Regions from separate parts of the Homo sapiens genome. Here region 2 is linked to region 1. The links are chromatin loops, found by intact Hi-C in ENCODE. Cell type or tissue: pancreas. All regions are shown on one strand. Links, peaks and the distances in the headings refer to the core of each region. The heading gives the core; the rest is flanking DNA.

What was found. A loop is a pair of places that touch in the nucleus more often than their neighbours do. Peaks named below come from ENCODE experiments on the same cell type or tissue, not always from the same donor. Only the 100,000 strongest peaks of a DNase experiment are listed, where the experiment ranks them.
Region 2: it touches region 1 in a loop (4-fold over the local background); 98 of 110 quality-filtered maps call a loop at or near these places.

The regions. Positions count from the first base shown.
Region 1 is chr9:87,809,876-87,815,476 of GRCh38, reverse strand. It overlaps the pseudogene LOC100420576. Among named protein-coding and RNA genes, the nearest start is that of SPATA31E1, 70 kb to the left of the region's middle. In pancreas, for the core only: a CTCF peak has its summit at 2,413; no DNase peak of the experiment used is centred there.
Region 2 is chr9:87,673,162-87,678,762 of GRCh38, reverse strand. All of the region lies in intron 19 of DAPK1 (death associated protein kinase 1), which reads right to left. Among named protein-coding and RNA genes, the nearest start is that of CTSL, 50 kb to the left of the region's middle. In pancreas, for the core only: no CTCF peak of the experiment used is centred there; DNase peaks (open chromatin) are centred at 2,572 and 3,167; H3K27ac peaks cover 453 bases.

The DNA.
Region 1 (5,601 bases), core at 196-5,195:
CGTACAAATCAGTGATCCCACTGCTGGGTATATACACAAAAGAAAGGAAATCAGTATATTGAAGAGAAATCTGCACTCCCCAGTTTACTGCAGCACTGTTCACAATAACTAAGATTTGGAGGAAACCTAAGTGTCCATCAATAGATGAAAGGGTAAAGAAAATGTGGTGCATATACACAATGGAGTACTATTCAGCCATAAAAAGGAATGAGATTCTGTCATTTGCAACAATATGGATGGAACTGGAGGTCATTATGTTAAGTGCAACAAGCCAGGCACAGAAAGACAAACGTGGCATTTTCTCACTTATTCATGGGATCTAAAAATCAAAACAATTGAGCTGATGGGCATAGAGAGCAGAAGAATGGTTGCCAGAGGCTAGGAAAGGTAGTGGGAGGGGATTGGCAGGGGTGGGTGGGGATAGTTAATGGGTATAAAAAAATAGTTACAAAGAATTAATAAGACCTACTATTTGATAGCACAGTAGAGTGACTATAGTCAAAAATAAAGTAATTGTACATTGAAAAATAACTTAAGAAGGATAATTGGATTTTTGTAACAGAAAGGATAAATGCTTGAGGGAATGGACACCACATTCTTCATGATCTGATTATTATGCATTGCATGCCTGTATCAAAACATCTCATGTACCCCATAAATATATACACCTATTATGTACCCACAAAAATTAAAAAACTAAAAATAAAAGAAAAATAAAAAGAGATGCATCCTTTGGTCCCTGAAGCACTGAGGTGCTGCCATGAGGTGCAAGGACTCCTTGTGGCAGCCACAGCTGGAGTGAGGTGGATGGAGATGCTGGTGATGGAGAGTGGAGTCCTGGTGAGCTGCAGAGAAGGCCGCTGGCACCAGTGCTGGCGAGATGCCTTATGCTGGGGTCAGGGTGGCCTTAGGCCAGGTTCTGCCTCTGCCCATCCCAGTTGTGTGAGAGGCTGGTGGAGATCAGTCTCCCCACACCCATTTCTCTTCCTGGGCCCATAGGAAGACTACATTTCCCAGCCTCTCTTGCTTTTTGTTGAGGGCCAGGGGTTTTGTCAAATGGAGTGGGGGTAGAATTACACCCAAGGCTCAATCCTTCATCCTCTCTCTTCCCTTCTGAGCCACCTCTGAAGCCATGCATTTAGAGACAGGGTCACGACTCAGCAGGAGCCTGGAGGCCTGAGCCACTTACCCTGTTGCTATCAGCCTGGCATGGGAAGGAGAAACAAATCTTTGCTGTACTAAGCCACTGGGGTTTCTGGCTTATTTATTGCTGCAGCATAATCTATGCTATCCTGACTGGGGTAGATTGAGCTTGGCAACATTTTTAACCTCTCTGAGTCTCCCTTTCTTCATTTGCAAAATGTTAATTGTAATATCTGTTGTTGTACTCAAGGCCAACTTTGCTGTATGTAACAGAAACCCATTCATTTTGGCTGAAGCAGAAAGGGAATTTGTTGGAATATTTCAGGGGACTCTCATGAAATCCAGCACCTACTGCCTTCCTAGCCTCGAGGACACATCCTTCACATCCCAGCATTGTCATCCAGTCCACTGTGTCTCTGTGTCTCACAGCAAGTTCCAGAAGAAAAAAATCTGATTGTCTTAGTTTGTGTCAAGTCAGCTGTAGCCAGAGACCAGGGTCACATAAGACAAATGTGGCCTGGGGTTTTCTTATGAGCAGGGTGCACTTTTCTGTTAGATGGGTATCAGGAGGCAGAGGGATTACTGGTGCCATTTGTAAGGAGTCATCTCTGCCCTGTAAAGAGATCCAAGGGAAAGCCTGCTACTTCTGCCACCATCCAGCCCAGCAGTCGACCCCTTTCAGCCATATTTAAATGTTAGACATTTGAGTTATCCACATGGTCTGAAATTGCAGCTGGAGACCTTTCAGCAAATCTCAAAGTTCTTTCAGGGCACACAACAGCGTGGACACACAGAGCAGCTGAAAGGCCCAGAGGGAGGGAGAGTGGTGTCCACTGCACAGTTATTTCAGCGCCACTGATGCATTGGTGAGCACAAAGCTATTTATTTATGGGCTTGCTCTGCTTGGTAGAGATCCTCACAGGCCTGAGATGAAGTAGTAAGGACGAAAGGAGTCTCTGAACAATAGGACAGTCTGATGGCCGTTCATAGGGCGGCACCTCCACCCGAAGGCTAGGATCTGGGCTGTGACTCTAGAGTACTAGCGGAGGGCACATTCTCTACTAGCAAAACTCTGCTAGGATACTTTCCATGCACCCCGTCAAGTGATCCCAACATACGTTTTTGCATGAAACCTCAGCATTCCTGCATACAGCATGGCAGACACCTTTGGGGCATCTGCTCAGCCCATGATCCCCATCTCATACAAAAGAAAAAGGACGTGACCATCATCGCCAGGAAGGTGCGTCCAGGGGCTGCAGTGCCCCTGCTCGCCATTAGATGATGCTACTAAGCCAGAAACAATCTGTTTTTCTTTAATTTCTGGATTTTTCCTCTATTTCTTAGTATTTGTTTTCTAGAAACAATGGATTGCCACTTTTCTAGTTGGAAATCTTGAGCTGTCTAGTGAAAGAAGACTCTACAGTAGGACAGTGATTCATTCAGGAAATAGTTCAGAGTGATGTACGGAACCACTTCAGTGGGCGGTTGTTCACGGCTGTTGACTTTATCTGTCAGTGGCTTGAACATGTGGAGTCCAGTAAAAACCAGAGTTCCTGGGAAGAGATGTAAAACACAGCCTCGTACTCTCACCCCTCTTCTTGTTTCCACTGCCACCCTCACCCCACATTTTGCAAGGGGGTTATGGTTCCAGCAGAGATTTCTTCATGCCTGATGAGCTGTTAGACTACTCTAGAAAGGAAATCACGAGGATCCTGTGCTCTTGTTCAACACGATGGTAAAGTTGGTTAGTGCAGGGCATGGCTAGGGAGGGACCGTATTCACTATGGGTCCATGAATAGCTTTTTATTTGCTGGCGGTCAAAAGGTTCAACCAATGTTCAGCAGCAATATAGTAACACAGAATAGATGCTATTCTATTTGACCCAAAAAGTTGGCTGAACTCCTTAGGAGTCACGAGCACACTGGCCCTGATATTTCAATGAACTATGAAACAAAGCACTGACCTGCCTCTCTCTCAAATAGAATAGCATCTATTGGGCTATTTGCCCTTCTTTTACACATTGGAAATTGGGGACAAGAGGCTATTTCTTTGTGATCAGCTGGAAGAATGGAAAAGGTAAAGTAAAGCCAAATTTATTTAACCTCTGCTATATGCCGGGTACTGTGCAAGGCACTTTTACACTTGTCTCACACAATTTAAGCCACATCACCCCTATTATTTTAAACTTTCAACTTCAGTTGACATGACCCTTGTTTCTCTCTCCTGTCTAATCTACCATTGTCTTCTACCATTGGTCTGAATTACACAGGTTTTCATGCCAGCTCTTGAATACTCCACACCTGCTAATCTCTCTGCCTAAAACTCTCCTCTCTAAGATGAGCGTGGTGGCTAACGCCTGCAATTCCAGCGCTTTGGGAGGCTGAAGTAGGAGGATCACTTGAGCTCAGGAATTTGAGACCTGCCTGGGCAACATAAATCAAAATACAAAAAATTGAAAAATTAGCTGGGCATGGTGGTGTGCTCCTATAGTCCCAGCTATTCAGGAGGCTGAGGTGGGAGGATTGCTTGAGCCCAGAAGTTCTAGGCTGCAGTGAGCTGTAACCACACCACTGCACTCCATCCTGGGCAACAGAATGAGACTGTCTGATAAAAAAAAAAAAATCTGTTCTCTGGGTCTCTCTGTGTGTCTTCATTCCTTAATGCTAGTCAAGACTGTCATCAAATGTGACCCCCTTCATGGGTCACCAGCCCCTCCAGCCTGCGTAGGTTTTCTTTAGGGCACACACCACAACCTATTTGTGTGTGTGCTGGCCTGTGTGCTGCCTGTTCTCACACTAGAATCTCAGTTCCAAGAAATCAGCCTTGCTGCCAGTATTGCCGCCCCCCTGTAATCCCAGTGCCCTGAACAGTTCCTAGCATATGCTGGAAGCTCAACAAGTATCTGCTGAATAAAAACATGCATGAGTGGGCTAAATCGGATCACTATGGGATACATTAGATTACTATAGAGATGTTGGGGAATTTCTAAGTTTATAGATTATCAAACTTTTTTTGTCTGCCTCTGACTGAGCATGGAAAAAACAAAACAAAACAAAACAAAACAAAACAAAAACAGAAACAAAGCTCAAATGAGACTAGGCTAATACTCGTTGGAAAGTCAGGGAAAACTAATTTGAGTAGAGGGAGAAATGACCCTCATCTCACTTGAAGTTTTGTCACTGGTGTCTAATGAGCCAGGGGCTCCAGCCCCCATCACTAAGGGCTCTCTCAGGACCTTGCACACAGGCGGCTGTACAAAGGACCCAGGGACTTCCCTCCATGGCTGGAGCTGCCTGTGACAGCAGAGTGGCTAGGTGTAGGGATGTGGGTCTTTCAAGACCCCACCCACTTTATCTTCTCGTCTTCACATTGGACAGGCGAGTTGTCCAATACAAAACCCAAAGGAGTATTTTTATGTAAGCTGACACACCCTGCCTTCTGTAAGTCATGGTGTTTTTCGATAAGGATATGCCATGGTTCTCTTATCTTTTTTCCATGTGGTGTTCTCTGCTGCACACAGCCCTGACAGCGCAATTGTGCTAATGGGAAGATGTGCTGACTGGGTGGTGCTTCCCTCTCTGATTTAGAGGAAATACATGGTCTGCTTTGACCCACTGGATGAATCTTCCAATATTGACTGCCTGGCCTCCATTGGAACCATCTTTGCCGTCTACAGAAAGGTGAGTAGACAGGCAAAATGTGAGGAGGGCTGACATTTCATGCGTCCCTCCTGGAGTGGTCTCTGGAAGGTTCCTAGGCTGAGAGTCACGAGTTTGGAGTCCTCATCTCTGTCCCCCTACTAAATAGAAAAGCCACTGCAGGCAAACCACAAACTTCTGTCTTCCTAAGCTCCTCATTAGAAGAACTGAATTGGTGATTCTCCCTGTGACTACTTTCTGTTGTTCCTGGGGCGATACTGTAGAAGGACAGCCGGGATCTTGTTTTGAAATCTGGATGCAACACCAATGTCAAACATAGTATTAGGTTCCAGGGGGCATCCAAAGACCCACTCTGTTTCTTCTTTCTGCACCTCACCTCTTAACGGCATTCATTTTCTTTTGCTGCCAGAACAAATCACCACACACTTAGAGGCAGCAAACAACACTTGTTGATTGCCTCCCACTTCTGTAGGTCAGAAGTCCAGTCGGCTTGGCTGGGTTTTCTGCTTAGGGTCTCCTGAGTACAAAATTGAGATGACAGCCAGTCTGGCTCCTTATCAAGAGGCTCCAGGGGAGAATTTGTCTCCAGGCTCATTTAGGTTGTTGGCGGAATTCAGTTCCTTTCTGTGGTGGGATCAAGGTCCTCGTTTCATTGCTAGCTGATGGCCAGGGTCCTTCTTGGCTGCTGAATGCTGCCCGTGTTCTTTGGCTTGGTAGCCCTTCATTTTCAAAAGCAGCAGTAGTTAGTCAAAATTTTGAATCTCTGACACCACCTCCCCGTCTTGCCTCATCTCCCTTG
Region 2 (5,601 bases), core at 375-5,374, 140 kb after region 1:
AAAATGCCCCTCACAGCGAAGAATTCTCCTGGGTCCCCTGACTTCTGAGCATCTGATGAGCATTTATATAGGGGAAAAGCCTGTTTACAATCATCTGAGCTGAGAACTTAACTACATTTTACACATCATCCACAGGGTTTTGGGGGCAGTATTTAATATATACTGAGTTATCCACGAATGCTGCTATTTTATAGATTGGCAAATAACTACACTTTGCTTTTTTCCTTTTATCTTTGCTGAGTGCTGTCTCCGATTTCTGGACATCAGCTCAGCACGCTGCTGTGGTGCTGGAGCTGCCATCCCAGCCCTCCAGTGTCCGTGGGCGTCTGTGGGGGTTGCACTCAGTGATCCTGTGCGTGAGTGCAGGGACCTGCTGGGTTTCCCAGCCTCCTCCTGCCTGTGTCCTAGCACATGCATGCTGACATCCAGCATATTTCACTATGCGCATGCTCCCACAAGGTCTGTGTTATATTACAGTTAGGGCATGCTACTGATCTTTTGAAACTATCTGTGTAGTAGGTGCGTCCCTGTCTATAAATTCTACAAGGGAGCGTGACACAAGGTGTGTTGTAAAATGCTGGGGCAGCTGGGGTGGAGGCCACGGCACCAAACCATGATCTGTAGAACACGAGGTGGTCTGTACTCTGGTGTTTTCTTCTGACCTCAAATCCCAACAGGTTCAGAGACAGAGCACCAAAGGGAAAGGAAAGGACTGGGGGTCTTGATAGCAATGTCCCTGACTGATTACCTGAATCAGCAAAAAAGCTGGACAGATTCTATTATGAGGAGTTACTCATTGGGGGTGGCACCTGTCAGGCTGGAAGGAATGGGGCTCTGAATTGTCCCCAGCGCCACGTGCACCAGGTGCGCCCATGCTGCCGCGCTGCCACCGACCCTGGAGCAATTCCACCTCCCAGCCTACTCCAGCCTTCCGCAGCAGCCCTGGGTCTTCCTTGTGAGTCCAAGGCTATACCCACACCATGCCATGCATGAGCACCTGAGCTGCGTCCACTGTGCTGAGCAGTGGTCACCTTCCATGGTGAGCATCCCACAGGGTAGATGCAAACTTCCCCATCTATTCCCTGAACGCAGCTCCTGCCACACAGAGATTCTTGGTACCGGCCCGAGTCTGCTTCATCTGAGACCAGGGGAAGGCAGAAAACTGCTCCTGGTTAAATCCAGTCACTGGATCCCGGGTGCCCCCATTTTGGTAAAGAAACTGTGCCATGAATCTGCCTGCAGCTCTTTCTTCCTGTTTTGTGCCTGTGGATCTTGACACTTTGAGCTTCAGCACACACGTCTGTCCTGTCTGCAGGAATGGGGCAAGCTCATTCCTTCTGCAGGAATCCCACAGGCCCTTCCACTCTCAGGAGACTCGAACCATGGTCAACTACAGACACCGCTGCCCCTGTGAGAGGCTTCTAGAAGCGACTGAACCTGCAGGCTGACTTGCTCCTGTGTATGAGGGCAAGCTATGCCTGTGACTTCCCTGTACTGACAGTCCAGCTCACTCCTTCAAATTCCACGCAGGGCAATGCTGGTTCAGAAGCTCCTGGCAATCTGCCTGTTTCATGGGCCAGCACAATAAATGGAGAAGGAGGGAGGAGGCAGCAGGAGGAGTTGAGACAGATGTGTTTCCTGTCTGCAGCAGTAACTTCCACGTGCACGGCGCCTTCCAGCTCATGCTATGCCTTCACTCACATTCCCTATGAAAACCTCCAAGGAACCTTTGTGGTTAATGCCATCCTCCTCCCTTTCGGATGAGGAAATTGAGGCTTGGAGAGGCCAAGGCACTTGCCCAAGGTGACAGAGCAAAGCCAGAACTCACTACCAGGTCTTCCTCCCACTGCTGGACACTGAAAGGGAGGTGGCAGGTTCCTCAGAAGCAGAGGAGACAGGAACAGACAGGGATGTGCACATTGAAGGTGAACCCCACAGCACTGAGGACCATCCAAGGAGGGCCCCTCACAGTGCATCCCACTCGGAAGGCACTTCCTGAATAGGGCACCCTTTGGAGTGAAATATTGGAGTGCACCTGTCCTTGGTGCACCCCCTTCCCCTCCACCAGGAGCTGTCAGCCTTGGCCAAGATGTGCCCACTCACCCTTCACCAAGTCTTTGGGAAGAGAGGCCAGGAAACTGCGCTGATCTAGACTTACAGAATTCACCATCATCTTGAAAGGCAAAGAAAAGCAAAATATCCTCGGGTATTTCCCTTCACAAGAAAATCTCAGCTGATCCTGGCAGATGACCCCTCGTCCTGCTCACTAAGAACCTTGGGGAATCTAAGCACATCCGAATATATCTCCCTCATTGGTGGAGGCACGTTTTCACGTTTCACTACCAGATGGCGGGTAGGGACGGGTTGTGGCGCAGAGGCCTCTCCCTGGGAAAGCAGCTTTCATCCACGTAATGATCTATCTCCAACTCAGAGAGGGCTCCAGGCCAGGTCTAGAAGGTGCTAGGAAGACTGATTTATTTGGAGGGGGAGTTCAGTAGTCCTTACACAGTGTGTGTTTAACACAAGTTACAAGACAACCCTGAGACCTGGCTGGCACGAAGCCCAGGCTGGTCGGGCCCTCCCTGGCTGGGCCAGGTGGGAGCCATGTGCAGCCAACACCTCTAGGGGAGAGGAGAGGGGACTATGGTGCCACCGACATTTTTGGCTCATGGTTTGAAGTGCTCTCCAGTGTGTGTCCCCTAGGTCTGTGGGTGTGGCTGGAGGGTACTCAGGAGACCTGGGGCATCCAGGGTGTGGGCAAGACCTCCTGCAGTCAGGGCGAGACCAGGCTGGGGAGAGGAGGAGGCAGAACCGAACTCCAAGGAGCGCAGAATTCTGACTCAGAACCTTCCAGGTGGTCATAAGGGTGTGTGTGTGTGTGTGTGTGTGTGTGTGTGTGTGTGTGTGTGTGTGTAGGGTAGAATGTATTTACCTGTATTAGCTCTAATCACATCCTTTAAATATTTACACAGGAGTAGGAGCCTCCCTGGTATTCTTGCCCAAGGCTCACTAAGTAATAGAGCCTGGACAGCCCCAGTCCAAGCACCGTCACATCTCCCCTGGCTGCCAAGATCACCTCCTATCAGGTCCCTCTGCTCCCCATCCTGACCCTGAGGCTCCAGTCTGAGCAGCCGGGAGAATTCCTAAACCTAAGGCAGATCTCACACCTGCCTGCACTTGGCCCAAACCCAAACTCCTCACCCGCTGGGTAAGGTCTATAGAGCTGTGCCGCCTCTCGGGTCATGTCGGGCATTGTTCTCTGCCTGCACACCCAGGTACATCCTCTGACCCTAGCCCAGTTACCCTCCTTCTTTGTTGTTTTATGCTTGAGCTCCTCCAACCCTTCACTACCCGGCCCCTTGCACTCCCTATTCCTCTGTCTTCCTCCAGCCCTTCCTCGGGCTGCTTCCTTCTTCTTGCCCTTCAGGTCTTGGTTTCAGTGTCACATCAGAGAGGTCCTCATCAGCCAGGTGAAAGTAGACTCCACCATCCTCTCATCTCACTTCATCCTGTTTCAATTCCCTGCATGGCACCTACCCCAGGAGGCAGCAACCCTTTCTGTAGAGGGCCAGATGGTCTCTGTGGCAACTCAACTCTGCCATGTAGGAACACCAGGCACAGACAAGAGTGTGTAGCTGTGTCTCAATAAAACTTTATTTACAGAAGCAGGCAGTGGGTTGTAGGCCATTGTTTGCCACCCCTTGACCTGACTTACACATTTTTCTTATCGGTTTCTTGGCTGGGTTCTGCCGATTTTGTTCACTGTGGTCTCTGCAGTGCCTAGAACAGCTCTTACAGTAGACACTGGAAATATCTTTTCAGTGTGTGAGTGAATGAATGTTATTTGGTAACTGTGTTGCTCTTTGAAGCCCTGGTAAATCTCCTAGTTTCTACTTTTCTTTCTTCCAGTACTGTTTTCTCCCTAGCAACTTAGCTTTCACTTTCTCATCAGACAAGAAGACTAAACATTAGCAAGCTGATGGGGAAGACCATTCACGGTCTGGGAAGGCCAGATAAGAGCACTGAGAGGCGATGTGGCCTTGCCCATGTGGCAGGGTGCAGTGAGACTGCACGGATGGTGCAGCAACTTTTAATTACGCAAATGCAGTTTACAGGTGGTGAATTTTTCAATCTGGGCAACTCCCCAATTGTTTTCATTTTTCAAAATATTCCTGGCCACCTTTCTTCACTGTTGGGTCTTAGGTTTAGTAAAAGCAAACTACTTTTTTTTTTTTTTTTTTTTTTTTTGAGACAGAGTCTTACTCTGTCACCCAGGCTGGAATGCAGTGGCATGATCTCAGTGCACTGCAACCTCCACCTCCTGGGTTCAAGCGATTCTACTGCCTCAGCCTCCCGAGTAGCTGGGACTACAGGCACACACCACCATCTCTGGCTAATTTATTTTAATTTTAATTTTAATTTTTTTTGTAGAGACGGGGTTTCACCATGTTGGCCAGGCTGGTTTTCAACTACTGACCTCAGGTGATCTGCCTGCCTCAGCCTCCCAAAGTGCTGGGATTACAGGCGTGAGCCACCGCACCCAGCCTACTTTTAATTTCAGGCTTACGGAAAATCTGATTAGAAGGATGGCCAAACAAAATAAAAATAAGCCAACTCCTCAACCCCCTTGAAATTCTTATTTTAAAATCAGATAAGAATGGAACTTGCAGTGATTATAGTAAAAATGGGTGCTGATATAAAAATCTAGATCAACCCCTTTCCCATAGAAGGGGTCCCTCCTTTCTTCTAGAAGGAGAACTGGGTTTGGCTGAGCAACAACACAGTCCTCAGGCAGGTTTGGACAGCTGCCCAGGGCTCTGTTACTGACTGAGCGCAAGGAAGTAGAAGGTACAACTTCCCTCTGTGATAAGGTGGTACCTACAGCCAAGCGCGGGCTCTCAGGGACCCCCAAAGCAATGATGAACCTATCAACAACCTTTGGTAGGGAGAAGCAGACTTCATCTCTAGCATTTGCTGATTCCTGTGGTGCAAATGCTCCCTCCCTGGCTGATTTCAAGACTCCCATGTGATGTCACCAGGTTGGGAAAACAAGCTCGGCGCTCAGGGACAGCACCAGAGGCTCCTGCACACTACTGCCCGAGTTCACTTAATGTGGAGGTGCGTCAGAGTCGATCCCATGCAGCTCAGCCCTGCCCCAGGTTCCTTCTTCCCCAAGAGCTGTAGCCTTGGCCTCAGCAGTCTTCAGTCTCCTGCCCCTTGAACTCTCCAGTGATCAAAACAGCCAGTCCCTCTCCCCTGCACATCTTCCACTGCTGCGGGCAAACAGGATGATTTTGGTTCTATTTCCAGATGCCAAATCCCATTGCTTCCCTAGCAAATATAGTTTAAAGACACATTGCTAGGCAATGTCAACTGATGAAAGCTGACAGCGTAGATAGAAAGTATTTCTTTTGCTCAATTGGCCCATTTGGAAACCAAATAAAATGGCAGGCAATGTAGGGCCACCATCCTCAGCTGTCCCAGATACAGACCTCTCCCCAGGACAGCGCTTTGGATCAACCTGCAGTGGTTCTTGCAGAGTGTGGTAGCACCCTAGGGGTTGAGAGAAAATGTGTGGAGGGATTCTTTTGGTTTTCACAA